3 separate regions of the Homo sapiens genome follow, and regions 2 and 3 are each linked to region 1. A link is a loop called in an ENCODE intact Hi-C map of the cell type or tissue named here. Cell type or tissue: ascending aorta. All regions are shown on one strand.

Region 1 (8,000 bases):
GATAGTTCATCCCATCAAACAGCTTATGATTCCTGGTTCCAAGACTCTTTAGCTGTTTCTCCTGCGATGTGTTTTTAAATACCCTTGTTGCCCTGGGATTTCAGCTCCTCTAGCCCCATCCTGACCACAGCTCCTGTGCGTCCAGCCATCACAAAGGAGAGCGACACCTTCTTGACTTAAGACTGTAGGTCAAGTCATTAGCAAAGTTGAAGAAACCTCACCAGGCTGCCCCTTGGATGGCCTGGGGCTGGGGCCATGGCTGAGCCAAGAGAGGCAAAGAGATACACGATGCAATTGGGAAACAGGCCGCTGTGCAGGAGCTCGTCCTAAGCCACTGTGGGTTCTGGGGAGGAGAAAGGGATGAGTGGGGGTGAGCAGTGGAAGTGCCTGAGAGATGGATGTGGCGGTCCGCGGGCAGAGGAAAGAGCAAACACCGGCAGAAGCAGAAGGTAGGAGAGGACAGACACAAGGCCAAGACAAAGAGGAGCTGTGGCTTCCCTGGTGACCCCATCAGCCGATGAAGTGAGCACCAGGGACATGGAGGGGTGTGAGTGGCCCAGTTCAGCATGGCCCCGGGGGCCGGGCTGTTCCTGGCCCCCTGCCACTGCAGCCTGACACATTGCTCCAGAAATAGTCCCAGGTTTTTATCAGGCCATCTGAGCTTATTTATAAATAGAGGACTGGAGGATAGAGGCTCCATGCCAGGTGAATGCAGGGCAAACTCCCAGGCACTGTCCTGCCCTCTGAGATGGCCCTTTCCCCTCTCTCAGTCCTCCCCCAACCCACCCAGACCTGCCTCTGGGGCCACCTCTCTATCCCTGTGGGCAGGACAGAGGAAGCTGACATTGCTGGGTCTGCTTCAGACCTGGCCCAGGGCCAGGGGCTCCACAAATATAAAGACCAGGAATCTTTATCTATAAACCCCTTTGGGCAAAAATAGAACTTTCTCCGTTTTCTGACTTTAATTCTGATTGCATTCTCCTGGGATGGCAGACATTTCTGGATCTTCCCCTGCAATTTTCCCAGGTGGCTAGAGATTCACGTAGCACCACCACGTTCAGGGGGATCTCGCCTGCAGCTGATGATGGTGTTAGTCACAGGTGGTGACTGGCAGAGCCCTGTCTATCCTGGGCCACTGGCCCCTCCTGTGCTTTGCCGGGAGGCATGGGCTCGGCAAGGCTGTGTGTGGTCTGCCCATCTAGACCTGCCCCCACAGCTGTTTCTCCTCTGGGCCATCCCACCTCCTCAGGGCTGGCTGGGCAGCAGGGTATTTGCACCTCTTCTGGAACCCTCCATGTCCCAGCTCATCACTTCCCCTCCATCTCTCCCCAGTCTCTGGGAATTCTTGCTCTTTTTCTGTTTTCTCCCAAGTGCTTTGATTATCCCAGCATACCTCTTCATCCCCCAGAGGCCTTTGGAAACCTAAGCCAGGAAGTTTTCCTGCCTTTCTCTGTGACTTCAATCTGAGGAGGAAGGAGAGAGAAAAGGCAAAAAACAAACAAACAAACAAAAAAAACAGGAGAAGAAAAAAGAAGAGATTGATGGATCAGAAAGTATTCCACCGCACCCACATATCATTTAATTCTCTCAAAAATCCTGGGAAATATTACTGTGCCCATTTTATAGATGAGGAAACTGAGGCTCACAGAGGTTAAGTGTCATACCCAAAGTAGGCTTGGGTCCAAAGCCCATTCTATCTCCACCATACCACCTCCCTCAACCTGGTATCCCATGCTGTCCTCCTGGGCCACGGGCACTGGGGCAGGCAACCCCTCCTCCCCAGGTGGTGGCATTGTCTTCTCTTGTTTCCCCACTTAAACTTCCCAGCCTTCCATCCCATCCCCTCCAGCCAGACAATTGGTGGCGGAGGTGGCCATCAGAGACGACAGAGGCGTGGGAAGCCCTGCTCTTCACATGCTTTGGATCTGCCTGCCCACACAGCTAATGTATATTCCTTCTAGCCCTGGCTCTCCTGGGGCGGTGACCCCTCCCTCGTGGCTCAGTAAGTGTGGCCCTATTGACAAAGCTCCCCCATCCCCTATCTCAATGAATGCCGCTTACCCCCAAGTCAGGCAGTGAGCTGTGCTGCTCTGGAACTAAAACTGCCCAGGATGACCCTAGTCCTGGGCTGTGTCCCTTCCCTGCCAGGGCTCCCTGGGAAGGCCAGAGCCAGGACAGGTATCCGAAGCTAAGCTGGGAGCGCTCTCCCCTGCCTCCCATTCCTGCTTGGCTTGGGGGACTGGGGAGTCCCGGAGTGGAGTCTGAGATGCTGCATTCAAAGCCTGGGGACCGTGCAAGGCAGCCTCCACAAGCACTGAGGAGGCCACAGGGACTGTCCAGCTCCCCCAAGCCACATTCCCTCCAGCCTGGCTAGAGCCACGCACCTCCTGTGCTATGATTTCCTTCATATGTTTTCCTTTCAATCAATGGACTTTTAAAAAACTTAGCCTCATCCTAAACAATAGTAGCTATAAAATCACAGATGTGATATGCTAGTTTTATAATGTTTCTAATACACATTTTCTTTAAAAAAGTGCAACTATGAAAAAATGTTCAACCATGTACCAGCCAAAAGCACAGGCCACCAGTGAGTGGTGAGCTCATCGCACGCTGGGAAACCCTGGGTCTGTTCTGTGCCTTCTGTGCCCAGACGCTGGAGCCAGGGCTGGGAGAGAACAAGGCAGTGTCACTCGTGTTCAGGAAACGATCAACACTGTGGGGGGCTAGCAGCCAGGTCTGCTGCCACCAAGGCCAGCCTGGAGGAGGCAGCCTGTCCCAGGCTGGGGAGATGGGAAGGCTGAGTGGGATCCCAGCTCCATTATCACCAGCTCTGTCACCCACACTTCTCACTTCCCCCTCTTGGAACCTCAGCTTCCTCATCTCCGCCGTGGGGCAGTGACCCTACTCACCCTTGAGCTGCTGTCAACCTCAGCTCCAGGATGTCTGATGTGCATCCAGCACAGGCCTGGCATGGCCTGTCCCCAGGCATCCCTGGGGGCCCTGCCTGACGTGACCCAAGTTAGGAAGCCTCTCAGACGTGCTGGCACCGTCCACATCTGTCTGGCCAACCAGCCAGGCATTGTCCAGCCTCATGGCCTGGAGCCTGCGGCTGGTACCCTGGCTGACCTGGCCAGTCCAGCCAGCACTGAATCTGTTTTTCCACAAGTGAGGCAAAAGGCTCCTGCCTTTTTCCATGCTCTGGAAATGCCCCAGCTGCTTCCAATGCAAGAGAGGCTGACCCGAGCTGGCAGGGGAGCTGCAACTTGAAACGAGGCATCCTGCTGCAACCCTGAGACGGCCGCACAGGGAAAGAGGGCTCTGGGTCACCCTTGGCCTCCTGAGACTCCAGGTGCCAGGCTAGGTCAGCACGGAGACACAGAGTGGGCTGTCCGTAAAGGGTCCTCAGGACCAAGTCCCCATCCCACAGGCATCTGGGTAGGCCCAGGGTTACCCGGCAGGCCTGCTGAGTTCCCGAGACCCTGCTCAGGCCCAGCCAGCAGCGTCCACAGCTGGAATGTAGACGGGCAGCCTCGGGATAGTGGCGGAGCCGTCCCTGGGGAGTGCACAGCAGAGAGAAGCTCCGGCTCCTCCTCTTGCAGGTGAAGCTTCTGGAACATCCAAGGAGTTCCTCATCTCCCATATGCCTCCAAGGACACAGACCCCTGCCCCTTGGCCTCATAGATGCTTCCACTGTCCTGTGAAAGCTCCGCCCACACACTGCCTTCTGTGTCCCTCTACAATTCTACGACACCCTTGCTCATGGTTGCAGCCTGCCCTTGTGGCTCCTGGGACTGCCCCGCCTCCAAAGCCCCCACAGGCGTCCTGATTTCAGGACTGGGTTCCTCTCTGGGCCCTCCCACTTCCCCTCTCCTGCTAGGGGCTGGGCCTCTCTTCAGGGAGAAACAGGCCACACCTGCCCCGCTCTAGGCCAGCATCCCCCCTAACCCAGGCCCTGGCCCGGCCCACCCTACCGTTCCCTACCCCTTCTGTCCCTCTCCAGTTCCCAGAGCCTGGCTTGAACAAGGAGGGCACTTGGCAGCTGGGGCCGGTGTCACCTGGAGACTGGTCAGGTGGGTGGAGGGCTGGGTGGAGACAGCTTTCATCCCCTCCATGTCCTGGCTGTGTGGCCTGGGAAGCCACTTCTGGCTCTGCTTGATTGCTGCGTTTATAAAGTGGGGGTAGAGCCAGGCACATCGGGAACTGGGGGCACCGCCATGGGATTACAGGAGCTCAAGTGTGGGACGCACAGGGCTCCTCCCCATCAGCACAGCACCAGAGCTGGCAGGCCCTGGATGCAGAATGTAGAAGTCAACTGGGTGTCAAGGTGAAAGCCCGTTTATGAGGGATGCCTGGCGGGACTGGTGTGGGAGGCAGTGGTTCCAGCTGGCGTCCCTTCATTTGTTCATCTGCTGTGTTTGCTGAGCACTTGTGCTATGCCTGGCCCATCGTAGGCACAGGGGCGTGCTCTCCTGGGCTCTCTGCCTGGTGGTGGGGGAGGCATCTGTACCCAGGTACCAAGGTGAAGACACAGCTGGTAGTGACCCCCACTGGTGGGTCTGTGACTGCCTGTCTCACTCTCTGTGAATTGCTCCTGGGAGCCAGGGGTAGGGCTAAGCCTAGAAATGAGGAACCCTCAGCTGTGAGGAGCAGGGAGACTCAGAGTGGAAATTCTCAAAGCAAGCCCTGGAACCACTTCAGCGGCATTTTTGGGGAATTCTTAAAATGCAGATTCCTGGGTCTGGTCTCACAAGGAGGATCTGGGGCCTAGAGATCTGCATATCTCTGACAGGCACCCAGCTCATTCTGATGTAGGCTGGAGGGTCACACTTCTGCAATGGGACAGGTCACCAGGGAGATTTCACTTAGAGGGGATGAAGGGGTCAAGGACACTATGGATGCTTTGGGTCTGGTCAGATTGATGCCTAAAAACAGGTTCTTGCTCCTTAAAAAAGCTGAGCATTTGCCATCTGGGTACTCCCGCAATGTCTGCACACCGCATCCATCGCCCAGTCCCCAGAGCTAAGAATTGCCATTCAGGGGACCCAGCCTAGTCCAACCTCCTGAATCCAGATGAAAAAGGAACAGGCCTGGGGAGGCCAGCGGGAAAGGGGTTGCCAGTCCCAGTGCCTGCTCTGGGCAGGCTTTTCAGTTGGGCTTTGAGCTCTTCCTCTGGATAGCCTCAGGAGGGAGGTGCCGGTCCTCCCACAAGAGATAAGCAAGTGAGCAGGGCAGCTGGCAAGGTGGGGGAGGCCTGGAGGCCGGGTCGGCCGACTTGAGTCCTGGCTCTTTCTTTTTGGGCTCTGCCCTGCACCATGTTCCCCAAACGGGAGGAGCGCTGACTGCGGCTCGCCTCATGGGTGTCCCTCAGCTCATTTCTAGCCCCTTCCAAGCCTGACCCCAGCGATGACCTCTCAGAGGGCACGGGTTCCAGAAGTCTGTTGCAGGAAGCAGTTTCCCTGTGTGGCTGCCCTTGGATCAACTTTGGGAGAATTGGTGAGTTGTTATGTGAAATGATGTCTTAAAAGACAGTACAGTCACAGCTCACACACAAATATAAAATGAATACCTGCCGAACAGCTTGTTTAATTTGTGAGGGACTCAGTAAGATCTTATCACTGGTTCATAGCATTCAAAGTAACTGATATGGTTTGGCTATGTCCCCACTCAAATCTCATCTTGAATTGTAGCTCTCAGAATTCCCATGTGTCATGGGAGGGACCTGGTGGAAGGTAATAGAATTGTGGGGGCAGGTTTCTCCCATGCTGTTCTCGTGATAGTGAATAAGTCTCATGAGATCTGGTGGTTTCATAAACGGGAGTTTCCCTGCATGTGTCCTCCTGCCCACCGCCATGTAAGAAGTCCCTTTGCTCTTTCTTCGTCTTCCACCATGATTGTGAGACCTCTCAGCTATGTGAAACTGTGAGTCCGTTAAACCTCTTTCCTTCATAATTACCCAGTCTCAGGTATGTCTTTATCAGCAGCATGAAAACAGACTAATACAGTACCATACCTATAAGGCAGAATGATAACATGAATTTACAAATAGATGCAAAGCTGACTGAATACACAGGGAGGGAAGTGAAATTAATTGTATTTCAACTGGACAATAATTATTGTGCCTATGGACGAGAATCATTTGCATTGCTACCAATCATCTAGAACTTACAGAGTTGCAGTGTAGCTCGAAGACAATAAAAGACCTGACACCCCATTGAATCAGATAATCCAGAAGGCTGTGCTTAGACAATGCCTAGTTTTGCATTGAAAACACCTAGTAATTTTTTTTATTCATCTTAAAATCTTTCAGTTTTCAGAAGTGGGCCACGCATCTGGCTCTGAGCTTCCTAGCAGCCAAATCAAAGAGGAAACCAGCTTCAAATGTAGTGTCTATGTATACTAGTCGTTCACAATAAGTTCAGCTTCTCACTGCATTGAGACCTGGTTCTCCTTCCAGAGGGGCCTCATCAAGGGAACTCAAGTGATGTAGAAAGCAACATCCTCAATAATATTCTTGCAGCAAATACAGTGGTGACACTTGTGGAGCTGTGTCCATAGGCCAGGGCAGTGGCTCTGAGTGTGGTCCCAGGACAAACAGCATCAGCATCACTTGGGAACTTGTTAGAAATGCAGATACTCAGGCCCCACCCCAGACTTACTGAGCAATCTGTGTTTTAATAATCCCTCTGGGTGACTCTGATGCAAGCTGAAGTTTGAGAATCATGGGACAAGAGTTCTCAACCCTGCAGTCAAACGTTAGAATTACCTGTAAGGCTTTCAAAGGACATGATGCCTGGGCCCACCCAAACCAATTCATGCAGGATCCCTGTGTGCCACGCCGGCTAGGTCTATTTCTAAAGCTCCCCAGGTAGTCGTACCATGAAGCTAGAAGGGAGACCCATTGCTGCTTAGTTGTTTAATGCAAACTGATTGGCCAACAGATGTGCCATCTGCTCCAGAGAAATCCAGACCTTTACTTGCAAAGCTTATAGGAGAGGGCGCCTTCCTTCTTTCCTTCTTCCCTTCCTCCCTCCCTTTCTTACTTCCTTCTATCTTCAACACTGAGCACTACCGTGTACATGGCAGAGTCCAAGGGTGCATTAGACAGGATAGGTTCCTGATCCTGAGGAGTCAGCACCTAATGAGAGCTTTGAAAGTAGTCTAGTGGGAATTCCAGGCAGGCAAGGGTGTCGGTGATGTGGACAGGATGGTAGGGCAGCCCTCGGTCCATCCCCCATCCTTGTCTGATGCTGCTTTTCTTGGCAGGTTGTGAGGGGATGTGGGACAACATAAGCTGCTGGCCCTCTTCTGTGCCGGGCCGGATGGTGGAGGTGGAATGCCCGAGATTCCTCCGGATGCTCACCAGCAGAAATGGTAACCACTCGGCCCATGGGGCCTGGCGGACAGGCTGAGGGGTGTCCCTCTGGGTGGGGCCTCAGCTTAGAGGCAGGAGGCCAAGGAACCTTCTCTGAGGACAAGTATGGGTACAATGATGGGGGAGATCACTGCAAAGGATTAGAAGCCTTGCTTGGGAATGTGGGGTGGACTCAAATTCTGAGGGTGTCAAGCAAGGGGGCAGGAGGCAGTGCACTGGGGAAGGCGATAAGGGAGGCTGGGCCTGCTTCTGTCTTCCCCAGGCCCTTCAGCTAGGAGCTCTCTTCCTTCCTTCCATGTTTCTGCCCCCTTAGCAACCAGGGGCCTTGTTCCAGTCCCCATGTCTGGAACCCCTCCTGGTAGTGGCAGGCTCCCTAATGGCCTGGCCTTCCAAAATACTTCCTTCCACTGTCAGGCCCTGCTGAGAAATTGGCTCCCTGGGAGCCCCTGGCCTCCTGGGGCGAGGGGTTGTCTTACCAGAAGACAGCTGCGGATTTAAGAATTTTCCTAGTTGACTCACATTGATTAGAAGTCGACCATGCACTGGACATTTTTATATGTACATACGGGCTCATTTATTCATCATAAACCCCCTGCAGATCACAGGACTTTTCCCTTGATCCAGTAAA
Region 2 (8,000 bases), 63 kb before region 1:
AAGTCAGGTAGATTGTCTGTTACCTAGTAAAAGAATTTGCTCTTCACACATTTTGTACACATCTTTGTCATAAATCACCAGCTCATAAAGAGCACATGGCCTGTCTTTGCTCTGCCTAGCACTGAGATTACTTATTACATAATGAATACCCAGATCAAAGTATCCAAACACCGCACACTTAAGTTTATTACTATGTATTTAACTTTTATTATTTGATTTCCTCTGATTAGAATTACAATGTGATGTAGAGTAATATTAAAACTTAAAGCTCTGAAAAGTTATCACTCGGAACAGTAAGTCTCAAACTGCTTTTGGTGTCATGTGAATGTCCCTTTTAAACGGCTGAGCTCACAAAAGTGTCCAGGTCTACAAAAATTTTCCCAGCTCTTTATTTAGGCAGGAGCAGATGTTTGGAGAAGGTGCTGAGAACCCACTCTATGTAAGTGCTTTGTGCCAGGCAGTGCTATGCATACATTTGTTTATAATCCTCACTCCAGCCCTTTGAGGTAGGTATTATTTCTACTTTACAGATGAAGGAGGTAAGACTTAGCAAGGTTAAGAAACTTGCCCACAGCTGGTAATCAAAAATAAAAGGTAGGCATGGTGGCTCACACATGTAATCCCAGCATTTTGGGAGGCTGAGACAGGAGGATCGCTTGAGCCCAGGAGTTAGAGACCAGCCTGGGCAACACAGTGAGACCATGTCTCTGCAAAAAATTTTAAAATTAGCTGGGTGTGGTAGTGTGCGCTTGTGATCCCAGCTACATGGGAGGCTGAGGTGCAAGGATCACTTGAGCCCAGAAGATTGAGACTGCAGTGAGCTGTGATTGTACCACTGCTCTCCAGCCTGGACAACAGAACAACACCGTCTCAAAAAAACAAAAAACAAACAAACAAAAAAATCAACCCCAGGTCTGTCTGATTCCAACCAGTAATCTGCCTTCCTCATGAATGTACTGCCCACCTTCTTACAAATAATAACATTTGACTTTGACTGCATCCAAATCTTATGAGGCACAGACACCTTCACCCCATCCCTTTGATCATCATAATTCTAGGATACATCTGAAGTGGGTGTGAAACATTTGATGTTTTTTTCTTCTCACCAGGTGAGCTGTCACTGTCATCCACTTGGGCCAAACTGAACAGCTACAATGGGTTAAGGCTGGTGTGGTAGGGGAACTGACGATCTCTGTAGGTTATTATTTGGTCATTTTTAAGCACTGAAATTACCATATTCCGTAATTTTAAAATTTATTTATATTTATTTTTATTGATTGATTATCTTTTTTTGAGAGGGAGGGAGTCTCGCTCTGTTGCCCTGACTGGAGTGCAGTGGCGCCATCTTGGCTCACTGCAACCTCCGCCTCCTGGGTTCAAGTGATTGTCCTGCCTCAGCCTCCCAAGTAGCTGAGATTACAGGCGCCTGCCACCACACACAGCTAATTTTTGTATTTTAGTAGAGTTGGGGTTTCACCATGTTGTTCAGGCTGGTCTCAAACTCCTGACCTCAAATGATCCAACCGCCTTGGCCTCCCAAAGTGCTGGGATTATAGGAGTGAGCCACCGCACCTGGCCTATTCTATGATTTTTTTAATGTTGAAAGATTTTATTTTAGATCCACGAAGTAGATATAAAACTGGCATTTTTCTTCTAATGCCCAGAAATGGTCAAGTATATCAATTTTCACTTGACAAGTTCTACAGTGACAAAAGAAGCATATCCAAATACACTATTATGTCCTCACATTTGAGATGGGCTTTAAAAGATGAGTGGTGGGTAACCAAGCATGTTAAGAGCTAGACCCAGGGCTCTGGTGGCTGAACACCAGCTCTCCACTTACCAGGTGTGCCATGTTGGGGAAATAATGTGGTCTCTTTGAGTTTCACCTTCTCCAAGAGTAAAACGTAAATAGATCCTACCTCATGATGTATTGTTGTGTGGATTGAATGGGAAAAATGTAGGCAAAATGATTATCCTTTTCCATAATAGCTATAGGATTTCCCAGGCTTTCCAGACACAGGATATGTACATGAAAAGGCAAAAAGGTCTAAAATGCCTGTGGTCCGAAGGACAGGAAGGAACCTCATGTAGCCAGAGCTGGAAATGAGTGGGGCATGGCGATGGGGATGGTGCTGGGTGGACAGGTTCAGATCAGACAGTGAAGGGGGCCAAGCAAAGGAATTGTGACTTTATTCTGTATGCAAGGGGGACTGTTGGGAGTTTGAGCAGATTAGGGATAAAAGCCAGCCAGGATTTTAGAAAGCAAACTGACAGGAGGAGAATGTGGTGGGGGAGGAGTCCCAGCTGCCTGCTGAACATGAGAAACAAGATAAGGGGAGCAGATAGGAAAGACATTAGAAGAAGTAGAAGCAACAGAACTTGATTAATTTACATACCCCACAAAAACCTATCAGTTAAGCAGATGGATCTAAATAGAACTACTGTTCTTAGTAATAAAAATTAGTATAAGCCTATAAAATGATATAGATAAATCAGCACTAAAAGTCCCATTATGCTCTCTGGACTTTGGCTCGCCTGGGAAGATGTGAGCTGTAAAGCAAATCTGTCTTCTAGCCACTTACTTGATTCTAGGAGGTGATTAGGTACTTCTTTTCTTTTTTTCGGCTCCTCCACTAGGTTCTTCAAGAGATGGGGTGATGCATTATTAAAGGGTTCTTTAGCATTCTTTAGTCCTCTGCTGGGGGTTTTCACCACTGCCATTTTATCATGAAAAATGGAGTCTTCTTTTTAGAGCCAAAGGTCATGTCCTGGGGAGGAAAGAGCAGCAGTATAATCATCCATGAGAAACCACGCACATTTTTTCTCTTTCTTTGATAAATGTACCTCGTCTCTGTGTGGTTTACTGTGGTTCATGCCCTCCCTGGCTCTCCTCTCTGCGGGCCACTCCATTCCCACACATGGCTGTCCCATTAATCTTCTTACATAACCCATTGCAACCCAATGTCATGCCATTGCTCCAAACCCTTCTGTGGTCCTTGATTCTCCCCAGGAGCTTTTCCTGAAATGTACTTCTGAGATGCTTCTTGAGTTCATTGCAGGGGCCCGAGAAGGGAAAAATAAAGGCTCTCAGTCAAACAAGTTTGGAAAGTATTGATGTAAACAGTTAAATAAGACTTCCAAATAAGACTCTTCTTTCAGAGATTTCTCCAAATGAGTTTCTTAGAATATTTGACTATGGAAGCCTTTAACATTTGGAGGCACTGTTTACAGGACACTGGCATTTCAGAGTCACCCTCCTCCATCCCTCTGCTAACAGGGTGATGAGGAGGGGGTGATGAGGAGGTGGTGAAACCTACGGCCAGCCAGGTGCCAGACATGGGGGTATTCCAGCTCTGTGGATCTTGATTCATGTCGAACCCTGTGTCCGATTTGCCTTCCCTTAACACACTCATTTTAAGTTCCACTTTCTTCATGAAGTTCACAGTGATCCCAACACACTTTAACATTCTTTAGCAATCACTGCTTCTATTACTCATTTGGTGTTAATAATTTATAACCCTGTAACAACATTTTACAAATCTCACATTCCCTTATATATTGCACAACTAAATCTCTTAACTTGGGGCCCTTGCGCAGGCCATGGGGCTGGTCGGCGAAGCCTCTGAAATGGAATGTTAATTAGTGTGGATCTTTGTGTGTTTTTTCGGTTTTGTTTTTTCTGGAGAAGACCCATAGCTTCAGACTCCCAAGACGGACAACATCAAGCGACAGGCAGTGAATCTATGAAGGAAGGCGCTTAACAATAACTTTCAGAAAGAAGTTCTCCCCTCCCCTCCCCTCTTCTCCCCTCCCCTCGCACCACCTCTCATAGCATCGCTGAAGGCTGCATGGCCCCCTCCTCACCTGCTTCCCTTCCCTCCAGCCCTTCAACGCCAGCCCTAGGATCAGCCTGCAGCCCGTCTCCTCCCGGAGCCTCACATCCCCTGTGCTTCAGGCAGGCCCAGGAGCCAGGCGGTCTCCACGCCGCCCACACGCCGGCTCGCCCACCGCCCCGGTAGGCCTGGCTCCGGGTCTCACCGCCGCACCCTCGTTCCCTCGCCCCATTCTCTCACCCCGGGCAGGCCCTCTCGCCCCGGCCAAGCGCCTCCTCCCCTCCGCGACCTTTCATTCCACTCCTGCTAAGGGTCAGGGTCGCCCCAGGCCCGCGCACCGCTCCCCCCACCATCCTCAGGTCACCCTCTGGGCCCGACTCTCCTCGGACCCAAGCCGCGGCCGACTTGCGGCTGGACACCACCCGGGGCTCGGTCGCCTCAGCAGCTAGGCTGCGGCGCCCCAGCGGCCGACCCTGGGCCACCCGGGCCCCAGGTCCCTGGCCGCTCACCCTGGAGGTGGTTCCCGGGCCGGATTCGGCCGGCGCCAGCGCCGGCGCCCGCTCGGAGCGTCGCCATGACGACGCGGACGCGCTCCCAGGGCCGGCGGCCGGGCGCGACCAAACGCCCCAGGGCGGGGGAGCCGGGCTGCTGCGGGCCACGACCGGAGGCGGCGGGTGATTCCTGGGAGCTCGGAGCAGTTTGCCGGGCCTGGTCAAGAATAGACAGCGCGACTTATGGCATGGGATACGAATGGATTCCCGAGGGGACATGAGAAAGTTGGAAACACCACACACTGGAACCCTTCAAGAGCGGAGCGCGGGAGAGAAGACGGACGGGGCGGAGCCGCCCGAGCCAGTGGGCGGGGCTTCACCTGACAGGCATCACTCACGACGCCCACTTTCTTGTAGTTTGTTTTACATTTTCTGTTACGGTAAATTTCAAACGTACACAAAGGCAGACCGAAGGGTAAAATAGATCTTCAACACCCAGCTGCAACGATGATCAAATCCTAGCCAATCCTGTTTCATCCGTATCTTTCCCTGACTCCTTGTATTATTTTGAAGAAAATCCCAGATATTTCATCCATAAATATTTCAAAATATACCTCCAAAAGATAAGGATTCTTAAAAAAACCACAATACCTTAAAAATTATAATTTATTAACATCTTCAAATTATCTCATATTTATTTTTAGAGTTTGAATCAGAATTCAAATACAATTTGCAAATTGGAATAGATTGATGTGTCTTTTAGGTCTCTTTTCATCAACAGATTCCTCTTTCATTTCTTTGTTAGTTGTTGCAATTTATTCATTGAAGAAACTGTTTATGTCCTTGATACTGATATTTAGGGGTTGTAAACATGAAACCGTGCCCGCTCCTCTGACCTCCTGCCCTGGTCCATTCCACCCTGCTCATCCATGAATATTATTTTTTTTCAAAGACAGCTTAAGCTTCTCTTTTCCCAGGAACTGTCCTTGTCTCACTCCCTCCTTGTGTGGCTTTGATACTTGCTTGATGTTACTTATGGCTTCATGTTGACGAGAGGCTATAGTAAGAGTCCAGTGAGGGTACCTGTCTTGCCTACATTGCCACTTGTGCTGGATGCGTATATTCCCTCCCTGCTCTTTCCCAATGGGAAATGTTCATTTTTTCCATCTTCCCATTCTCCAATTCCTCTCTGTCCCCTACCATTATTACTTACTAAAAATCTCCCCATCTTTCAAGGCTAGCTGTAGATAAGGTCTCCTCTCCTCCCCACCCTCCTTCTAACCCACCAGTCCGGAAAGACTCTTTCCCTCCTCTGGGCTTCCATAACCCTCTGTTCCACTATCTTTATATTGCACCCAACATGATTCATGTCTGTGACTTAAACTGCAGAATTCTTGGGGGAGGGAACTGTACCTTGTCTTAGGATCTCCCAGAGCCCTTGACACAGTTTTTTTTTTTTTTCTTGAGACAGAGTTTTGCCTTGTTGCCCAGGCTGGAATGCAATGGCCCAATCTTGGCTCACTGCAACCTCTGCCTCCCGGGTTCAAGAGACTCTCTTGCCTCAGCCTCCCGAGTAGCTGGGATTATAGGCGCCCGCCACCACGACCAGCTAATTGTTTGCATTTTTAGTAGAGACAGGGTTTCGCCTTGTTGGCCAGGCTGGTCTCAAACTCCTGACCTCAGATGATCCACCGGCCTCGGCTCCCAAAGTGCTGGGATTACAGGCATGAGCCACGGCGCTCGGCCACCTTGACACAGTTCTTTGTCCATATTGATTACTCAGTAACTGTTGGCCAAGGGGGTGAAACAATTCATTTGTTTATAGAGTAGGTTGCTTTAGTTCCTTCTGTTTTGTTGGTACAAAGCTGTAGATTTCAGAACAGGTACTATGCTTCCCACAGTCCCAGACCTCTCCATCCAGCACAAATCATGAGATATTTGTTTTCATATACTTTTTTATTTTTAATTTTTTGTAGGGGTGGGGGTCTTGCTGTGTTACCAAGGCTTGGTTTGAAATCCTGGCCTCAAGCAATTTTTCTGCCTTAGACTCCATATGCTTTTTAATGGATATTGGGTAACACTTTTTAATTGGTATTTAACTTTTTTAAGAAAAATCACCAAAGTTCCTATTATATATATGGATAACCCATAGGTCTCTGTATAAGAAGTAAACCCATTTGAATTTTATAGTGTAGTGGACACTGCTGGTTGCCTCCTTCCACTTTCTTTCTAATGGAACCACAGCTTTCCTGAAGTTTCTCCCCAGTCCCCAATTCTAACAGTAGACCTTGATTAATCTAGGCCAGGCCAGGCATGGTGGCTCATGCCTGTAATCCCCAGCACTTTGGGATACTGAGGTGGGAGGATCACTTGAGCCCAGGAGTTTGAGAGGAGGCAGGGCAACATAGTGAAATCTCATCTCTACAAAAAATTTTATAAATTAGCCCAATGTGGTGGCTCACACCTGTAGTTTCAGCTACACAGGAGGCTGAGGTGGGATGATTGCTTGAGCACAGGAGTTGGAGGCTGCAGTGAGCTATGATCATGACACTGCACTCTAGCTTGGGTGACAGAGATCCTGTCTCAAAACAAAACAAAACAATGCAATCCAGGCCAAGTATGGAATTCCTGATCCCCTTGCCGACATTGCCCATGATTTAGTTAGGGTTGTATATGTAGCCCCATTCTGGCCACGGGGACAGGAAAAGGGTTCTGGGGACCTCTGGAAAAGACTTTCTTTCTCCTAAGAAGATATACATAGATACAGTATCTTTCTTCTTCTTGACTTCTTAGTGTCAGGAAATGATCCCGGAACTGCAGCTGCCATCAGAGGCCATGAGGGGCCCAAGTGTTAAAGAGGTGACAAGGACAGGAGAACAAGGAGACAGAGAGACCCTGGGGCTGGATGATGTCACTTCACTTCTATTTGTTTGGTCCTTGCATTCCATTTTCTCTTTCTTCCCACTGAAAACAACTGACATATAATGACTTCTGGACACTTACTTCTCAAGGTGTAAACTGTGGCACAGGAGCTTGTTAGGAATGCAGAGTTTTGGGCTATACCAGACTTTGGTTCAGGCTACTGGACCAAAACCTGCATTTTAATAAGATGCCCCAGAAGATTCATAGGCACATTAAAGTTTGAGAATAATTAAACTGATGGAGCCCTATAATTATAGCTATATTAGATAATCAATTATTTAATCCATTTATTTATGTGGTCCACATTTATTTATTTCAATGAGTGAACACAATTCACTCATTGAATTTAAATTCACTTATAGAATTTACAATGAGTGGAACACAAAGGTGTCCCAGCATCTGCCATATGAGTGCAATAAGACAAGCGTGATAAAAGGCTTGGAAGCTATAAGCTTCAGTAATACGTGGGGAGCCGTTAATTTCCTTGCTTAAAACCCCTTGGTGGCTTCAAATTGTACAGAAGAGAAAATTCAACATCCTTAACACTCTTTCCCCGCCACCCAACAGAAACAGGGTCTCGCCCTGTTGCCCAGGCTGGAGTGCAGTGGCGCCATCATAGCTCACTACAGCCTTGAACTCCTGGGCTCAGGTGAGCCTCCCAGAATAGCTAGGACTATAGGTGCATGACACCATGCCTGGCTAATTTTTTTTTTAACTTTTTGTACAGACAGAGTCTCACTGTGTTGCCCAG
Region 3 (8,000 bases), 160 kb before region 1:
TTTAAACTTGGCAACAGCTCTTTGTTTCAAGTGGATGGAATGAGCACTTTTTTGGGGTCTCGACTCCTTCCATACACACATTTCAGATGATATAGAAGGAATAAAAACCGAACACACAACAGCAAAGAGAACAACAGAAAAGAAATCAATGGATAAAAGTTTTCAATCATTTTCTGGAATAAATTTCTAGAACCCTAGAGAATGCTGTCTCATGAAAAACAGCGAAGAATGACAGAGCCTGGAGCCCACTCGGAAGGAAACAGACCTCCTCACAGATGCTGGAAAGGCTGAGGCTGAAGGTAGGGCAGGAGGCAGCAATGGAAAGCAGGGATTAATTGATGGCTCCTTTGTGTGTGCACATATGTCTTTGTGATAAGATTCTTATCTTTGTTTTGTTATTGTGCAAAAATGCACCCCCTTGTCAAGTATGAAGACTGGCTGAAAAAAAAATTATAGCACCATGGTTTTGACTAATGGGAAGAGAATGAGGAAAGCATCTGTGAGCTGATATAGAATGACTTTCTGGAGATAGTAAGTGAAAAAAACAAATGCAGAAAAGCATATCTAGAATGCCACTTTTTGTATAAGACAGAAGGGAAAAAAAGAAAAATGTATATATTCTGCTTACCATTATAAAGAGAAACACAGGAAGGATACATTAGAAGACCAAGCTGGCTACCTGCCAGGGGCTGGAGGGAGGTGGGAGGGACACTTCCCTGAATATGCCTTTAATGTAGTTTTGAGTTTGGAAAACGTTAATGTTCAAAATATTGAAAAAATAAAATTAAATCAATAAGAAAGTGAAATAAAAAACAAAGGCTGAAAGCAAACTGAAACAAATCATAATACTTCACAGAAATTCCATAAACACACTGGAAGGAAAGAAAGACAGAGAGAGAGAGAGAGACAGACAGAGACAGAGAGAGAGAGAGAGCTAAAGGAATGAGAAAAGAAAGAGAAAAGAAAAAGAAATTACCCAAGTAACTTACTACAAGTTATTTGACTACATACCCAAAGACTTGGGTGGGAGGGGGTGGGGGGGGGGACCTGGAAACCAATCTGAACTTATTTTGCATGTTTATTAAGGTGGTTATGGATCAAGCAATTCTGAAATGATTTTTGATGTATTATAAGATTGAGTAAGTAAATGTATTAGAAGCCAGGTTTCTCACAGTGGAAGAAGGGAGATACAAATATGGAATGGTGGAAAGCAAGCAATAACTCTATGGATATGGACTGGAACTGTAGGCATTGGTGTGAATTCATGCTTTCTAAAATATGGATATGTATATGTGTGTTTATATGCACATACATTACATATATATGTATGTTGCATATATCTTTGTGTGTACATTGTGTGTGTGTGTTTGTGTGTATCCCTGACTTTGTCTGCTGAATAGGCCAAGAAGCAAACCCTGCCCCACCCCAGAAGCAATGTGTATACATAGCACCCAGATTTTGGTCTTTAATCCCATTTCCCACCAAAACAAACCTGGGCCCGGAGACATAGAGCTTATCCTTGTTAGTAACTGACTTCATGATAAAGAATCCAGGTTATATTAGAAAATTCTACCAAAACTTTACTTTAGAACATGTATAGTCAGAGGGAATTCCCACTAAGAAGAGTGACTGAGAAGTTCAGGGTCTGGGCCGCTCGCCAGGGACCAGGCTGGTCTAGCACAATGGAATGGCAGCAACCAAGAGCTTTTCATGAAGCAAAACTTACCCAGTTTTTAAATTCTGAGACCAGTTCCTCTCACTTTTTTTGTGTGTGTTAAATATATTCATTTAAAATTGAAATAGTGATGACAGTAGATGGTGGTTGGGCATTTTTAAAATTTGTTTTGCTTTTATTTATTTTTTAAATTTTTGTTTATTTTCTTTTGAGATGGAGTCTTGTTTCACTGCCCAGGCGGGAGTGCAGTGGCATAATATTGGTTCACTGCAAGCTCTGCCTCCCGGGTTGAAGCGATTCTCCTGCTTCAGCCTCCTGAATACCTGGGATTACAGGTGCCCGCCACCATACCTAACTAATTTTTGTATTTTTAGTAGAGACGAGGTTTCACCATGTTGTCCAGGCTGGTCTTGAACTCCTGACCTCAAGTGATCCTCCTGCCTTGGCCTCCCAAAGTGCTGGGATTATAGGCATAAACCAATGTTTCTGGCTGTTGCTTTGTTTAATTTTAATGTCCTGGCCAGTCACGGTGGCTCACGCCTGTAATCCCAGCACTTTGGGAGGCTGAGGTGGGCGGATTGCTTGAGGTCAGGAGTTCGAGACCAACCTGGCCAACATAGTGAAACCCTGTCTCTACTAAAAATACAAAAAGTTAGCCAGGTGTGGTGGCCCACGCCTGTAGTCCTAGCTACTCAGGAGGCTGAGGCAGAGAATCGCTTGAACCTGGGAGGCGGAGGTTGCAGTGAGCTGAGATCGTGCCACTGCACTCCAGCCTGGGTGACAGAGTGAGACTCCATCTAAAAAATCATATATATATTTAATGTCCTTACTTGACAAAGTAAAACCCTGACAATGCCAAGACAGTTCCCAAAGTTCTTCTGGACATTTCACTCATCTATGAAATCAGAAAGTCTGGGAACTATTGGGTTAGATAATTTCTTCAGTTGTCACTGACTCTCTGATTTTATGGAAGTCCAAAGAGATTTAACAAGTTATCTCTGAATTTACTGAAGAGTAAAGAAATAAATGAGCTGCTTCGATTATTACGAATACAAAAATGACTTGGAATAAATAAACACTAACTATATTGCATGGTTTAACAACAAACAGTTGTCAGGGGCAAAAGATACAAGGCAAACCTCGTAAGTAATAGGAGCTAATTTATTCAAGCAAAATGGCTGCAAAGTTGGAATATCATTAATGGATTTATAGGAAGTTGCTATGGACTGAATTTTGTGTTCTCCCCAAATTCACGTTGAAACATAACTCCCAGGCCAGGTGCAGTGGCTCACACCTGTAATCCCAACACTTTGGGAGGCCGAGGTGGGAGGATCACTTGAGGCCAGGAGTTTGAGATCAGCCCGGGCAACATAGCAAGACCCTATCCCTATTTACATTAAAAATAACAAGAACTTAACCCCCAATGTGATGGTATTTGGAGATGGAGCCTTTGGGAGGTGGGTTAGGTCATAGGGGTGGAGCCCTCATGAATAGGATTAGTGCCTATCAAAGAGGCCTGAGAAGCTGGGTGCAGTGGCTCCACTTCTGTAATCCCAGCACTTTGGGAGGCTGAGGTGGGAGGATTGCTTGAGGCCAGGAGTTCAACACCAGCCTGGGCAATGTAGCAAAACCATATCTCTACAATAAATAAATAAAATTGGCTGAGCATGATGATGCACACCTATAATCCCAGCTACTTGGGAGGTTGAGGAAGGATAATCAGTTGAGCCCAGGAGTTTGAAGCTGCAGTGAGCTATGATTATGCCACTGCACTCCAGCGTGGAAGATAGTGATATCTCATCTAAAAAAAAAAAAAAAAAAAAAAAAAAGGCCTGAGAGCTCCCTTCCCCTTTCTGCCATGTTTGGACACAGTGAGAAGACAACCATGTAGGAACCAGGAAGCTGGCCCTCACCAGACACCAAGTCTACTGGCACCTTGATCTCGGACTTCCCAGTCTCCAGAACTGAGAAATAAATTTCAGTTGTTCATAAATTACATCTATGGTATTTTATTATAGCTGCCCAAACGAACTAAGACAGAACTTAAAAAAGGAATTACACTTCTTATTTTGTACCTGTTTTCAGAAATAAAAACATGACCTAGAGTCTTACATCCCGTGGAAATCCATGCTAAGAAGATAGATACAGAATCCTCCCTTGATTTTATGAGCTGTTATGCAACTGCAGTTTATTTAGAAACAAACTGGCCCAACAAGAGCACTCAGGCACATAAGCTGAAAGTAACAACTCATGGTTCGAGAGTTTTCTTTAATTCATGGAGAGTTCATGTTTAATTCATGGTTATTCAAGCCCAAGGTAACTGCATTCTCACTGCTTGTTGAAAGAACAGCCTCGGGAGATTTTTTTCCAAGGACATTGCTTTGGAAAGAAAATAGGATGCTTTTTCTTGATTCTCAAGAACGGTACACGCTGACAACGGGTGGACATGGTCAGCGGGTCGCCACTTCTCACCATTCCTCATTTTTCTTATTCAGTGTGCTGACAGCACCCCAGACCCGGTTTACTGACTGCATAGGTCAGTTCTGAAGCATCCTCACCCCGCAGCAAAATGAGGCAGTCTGTCAATGTGGTGACGGACTATCGCCATCTGGTGGCGATGGAGTGACTGCGCCGCTTAGTGGGCGGGGAAGGAGGGTAGAAGTGAGAGAAGAGTTACTAAGCATGCACCAGGCATGATGCTAGATGCTTCACAAGATCATTGCACTTTTATCCTCACACACACACAAATGTGAGGATGCCATCACTGCCTCTCCCTCAGAGAGGAGGAGATTATTGCTCGAAGGGCTTCATTAGTACGTAGCTCGCCCAAGGACTGAACTGGTGATACATCCAGTGTACAATGGAGGCAGGTCTCTCCCATGCCAAAGCTTTCCTTCTCTCTTCCATGCCATTGTTCCCGCCAGTTCTGGAGATTTGACATTCTAGAAATATGCTAAAAATGTAGAACAAGGATGCTGGTTTTCAGATGGCAATAGGGTGGTTGAGGAAAGGATGAAGTATAATAATTGGAAAGAAGCATATTTTTGAGCTCTTGCCATGTCCCAAATCCTATGCTGGGTGCTTTTTGTTTACCGCATGCTAATCTTCAGGCAAAGGAGAGGAGTAGAGAAGCCCTAAGGAAGTGACCCCAAGGGGACGGCACATGGGAAAGCCTTGACGTAGATGACGTACAGCTGCATTTGGCTTAGTTCAGGAAGAGCTTACCAATGAAGCCCTTCAATGAAGATGATGAAGGAGGAAGTCAAATTCAGTGTTCTGGGGTCACAACCCAGATTCCAACTATCTCCTCAAATACCTGGGGAGGTGTGGGTGGATGTGGGTGGATGGGACGGCTGCACTTGTACACTACAAGTTGGGTGAGCTCTTGTACTCTTACTAAAATTAAAACATCAACGCTGAGAATGGCCTTTGCAACAAGTCCAATCCCCTTGTCTTACTGACAAGAGGACTGGGCCCAGAGAGTTGGCCAAGGGGCATGGCTGAGGTCACATGACTCCTGGAGGTCATGTAGCCTCCCTGGTGAGTTTCTGAGTCAGAGGATCCAGGTTACCCGAGTGGGAGCTGGGGTGTGTGTAAAGATCACCTACTGATCTTGGTTGGTGGCAGAGCTCAGGTTTCTTGGCCACTCTTGGAGCCATGCCAGGGCTCTGCCACCTTGGGGTGGGCCTCATTCTGGATCAGAGGATTGGAACTTTGTTTGACAGCTGATGATAATCATTTTGGGACACCAGTCACATCTGTTCACCAATCACTCACTTAGCTGTATTTATAAGGATAGTGAACTGAAGAAGCGAATTCAAGGGCTCAGGAGTCAGCGATTGGCCAGGCAGAGTCTAATGAAAAGGCACCAGGCTACTTCTTTGATATCTTATGGTTTTGAAGAGCTATTAAATAAGCAAATTAGCAAAAATGTAGTCACTCTAAGTTTCTTCTTTCATCATCCAACAATATTCTGATCTACCCATTGTGTATCTGGAGCAGGGCTGTTTTCTGTGTGGGGATTGCCATGGTCTCACAGTGAATGCCAGCCTGTGGCACAAGAGGGCCATGGATCCTTTGGAACTGGATACAGAGACTGCGGAAGGCTAATCTTGGCAATTTATGATTTTTTTTCCTTTTTTTTTTTTGTTTTGAGATGGAGTCTCTCTCTGTCACCCAGGCCGCAATTTATGAATTTTAAAAAGATTGACCATGAATATTTCAGTTGAATTATATGGAATGGTTGTCTACTTGTACTCAAGCATTGCCAATTCGTCACCTAGGACATTACTTTTCAAAGAAGTGTATCTCAAGATAAATTCCAAATATGAAAATCAGTTACACATCATCAAATTTCTTTGACTAGCAAACTTCTCTCATGCTTTAAAAGTATGGTTTGACATATTATTGGCATTTAACTTTTGGGGATCATTGCCTCTGTAATACATGGGGCACACATACTCGTGAGCAAACAGATGAGCTGTGCTTACCTCTTTGTGGTCTCCATCTTGGAGGGGTCCGGCAGGGAGGAGAGAACCAGGGACTGGAAGCTTTTCCAGTGCATTATTCCGGGAATAATGTCCTGTAAGGAAAGTCAGCACATGGGAAGCAACTGTTTGGTGAGGTAAAGTTTCTGAAGGACTTTTGTTTTATTCAACTATTTTTCAGACTTAAAAGGCTAAGCACCAAAATCTGTAATTTCATTCAGTTTGAATTTTTCTGAAGCAAAAAGGCAATTGCTTCAGCAAAGCACATTAAACAGTGCAACACAGAATTAGAGACAAAGGCGAGGTTTGCTTCCCTTGCTTCATTAGGCACTTGCACAAGCAACATGTCCTCGGGATGGAGGGCAGCTGCGGCCTTAGAATCTATTTTGTTTATTGTGAATGTGATGCTAATGCAACACTTGGAGAGGATGGCAGTTCATCCAGCAGCACTCCAGGCAGGAGAGCTGCACACGCGCGCCACGTGGGAGGCGAGCGCTGCAAGGAGACCCCCGGCTGGGCTGAGTGCAGGGTGCATGATAGAGGCAGAAGGGAATGTGGCTGGAGAGCCAGGCAGGTCACGAGGGCATTGTGGGCCAAGCTAATGAGCTTGGAGCTGCTACAGCAGGCAGCGGGGACCCACGGAGGGCTTTCGAGCAGGAAATGACAGGATCAACTCGTGCATAAGGAAGATTTCTCTGAAGGGAAGGCTGACTGCAGCAGCAGTGGGCCAAGGGCTAGACTAGAGGGAGGTCTGCACATCAGTGTGTCAGTGGCACACCGGTGCCCGCCCCCCCACCCCCCCGGGGTGGTTAGATGAGGGGAATGGGGGAGAAGGAGGGAAAGGATCTCATGGGTAACTACACAAAGTCCATAAAACAGAAAGGCAAGTAGGTGACACAGGAAGAGGAGGCAGTTGAGGGTGTGGCTGGTAGAAGTGGGGAGAGAGCTCATAATCTGAGTTAAGGGTTAATTGAGCTTGAAGGGCCTGAGGATAATCCTCAAGGGGTGTCAGGGGATATTCAGGTCAGGGTGGTTCCCTGGGGGGGAAGTAATTCCTTGGAGCCACTTCTTTGCATGTGTCACTCCACTACTTTGTCCATTCTGGTTTCTACACTTGGGGCCAAAGAGAGAGGAGGTCAGACCAACGGTTGTGCATACCGTGTGGCTGTTTTTACATGATTGAAATACAAACACGTGAACATTAGGTGCAGCCTTCCAGAGGAATGTTGACAAAGGGTAGCAGGCAGCCCGAGAGGCAGGTGTGGTCAGGACAAGGCGGTGCGGGGTCTCCACCTGTACCCCTTTAGGGCTGGCGGTATGAGGGGCGGTGTTACCATTCTTGTTCTGCAGCTGTGGCGGCAAACCTTTGTCGCAATTCCAGCTGTGACCCTGTCCTTGTCCCCTGCCCCTCCCTGCAGCCCAGGGTCACTCTGCCAGTGAGCCTGGTGATGACATTACCGTGTGATGGAGAAACTGCTTTTGGGTGACAGGAATGCTGGACCCGTGGCGGGACTCTTTGGTGAATTTGTACTTGGGGTGAGAGCATAGATGGTAATCTATCAACGTTTCTGCATAGGTCAGAGGATGCATTACAGCAAATAATCCTGGGTTGGGATTCTGCCGAAGACAGGGAAAAAATATTCTTTTCTGTTTACCAGTTTCTAAGCCAGGCATAGGACAGGCATCAGCTAATGCTGTCTGTGGCTCCCACTAGCACTAACACTCTGTGACTCCATGTCAGCTTGTCTGGAAAAGAGAAGCAGGAGAGCAGAGGTGTCTTCAAGTCGGCAGCGTTTAAAAAATCATAGTCATTCATAAATGTCACTTTTCTGGCTTAA

What was found. Hi-C counts contacts between places; a loop is a spot of excess contacts. Peaks named below come from ENCODE experiments on the same cell type or tissue, not always from the same donor. Only the 100,000 strongest peaks of a DNase experiment are listed, where the experiment ranks them.
Region 2: it touches region 1 in a loop (7-fold over the local background); 3 of 110 quality-filtered maps call a loop at or near these places.
Region 3: it touches region 1 in a loop (2.1-fold over the local background); 4 of 110 quality-filtered maps call a loop at or near these places.

What each region holds. Positions count from the first base shown.
Region 1 is chr2:119,478,182-119,486,181 of GRCh38, reverse strand. It overlaps SCTR (secretin receptor), which reads left to right. Exons shown (of 13, transcript NM_002980.3): 3 at 7,264-7,371. It overlaps SCTR-AS1 (SCTR antisense RNA 1), which reads right to left. Exons shown (of 2, transcript NR_147847.1): 2 at 1-343. Among named protein-coding and RNA genes, the nearest start is that of SCTR-AS1, 5.7 kb to the right of the region's middle. RefSeq lists an enhancer at 4,732-5,243. In ascending aorta, no CTCF peak of the experiment used is centred here; DNase peaks (open chromatin) are centred at 601, 2,651, 3,091 and 3,425; H3K4me3 peaks cover 432 bases; H3K27ac peaks cover 5,016 bases.
Region 2 is chr2:119,540,856-119,548,855 of GRCh38, reverse strand. CFAP221 (cilia and flagella associated protein 221) reads right to left here and starts at 4,407. Exons shown (of 24, transcript NM_001271049.2): 1 at 4,346-4,407; 2 at 2,586-2,771. The coding sequence starts at 2,724. RefSeq lists a silencer at 4,354-4,463. In ascending aorta, no CTCF peak of the experiment used is centred here; DNase peaks (open chromatin) are centred at 4,365 and 4,495; H3K4me3 peaks cover 1,376 bases; H3K27ac peaks cover 1,081 bases.
Region 3 is chr2:119,638,038-119,646,037 of GRCh38, reverse strand. It overlaps CFAP221 (cilia and flagella associated protein 221), which reads right to left. Exons shown (of 24, transcript NM_001271049.2): 20 at 7,621-7,779; 21 at 6,166-6,257. Among named protein-coding and RNA genes, the nearest start is that of TMEM177, 37 kb to the left of the region's middle. In ascending aorta, a CTCF peak has its summit at 4,287 (motif pointing left); a DNase peak (open chromatin) is centred at 4,277; H3K27ac peaks cover 771 bases.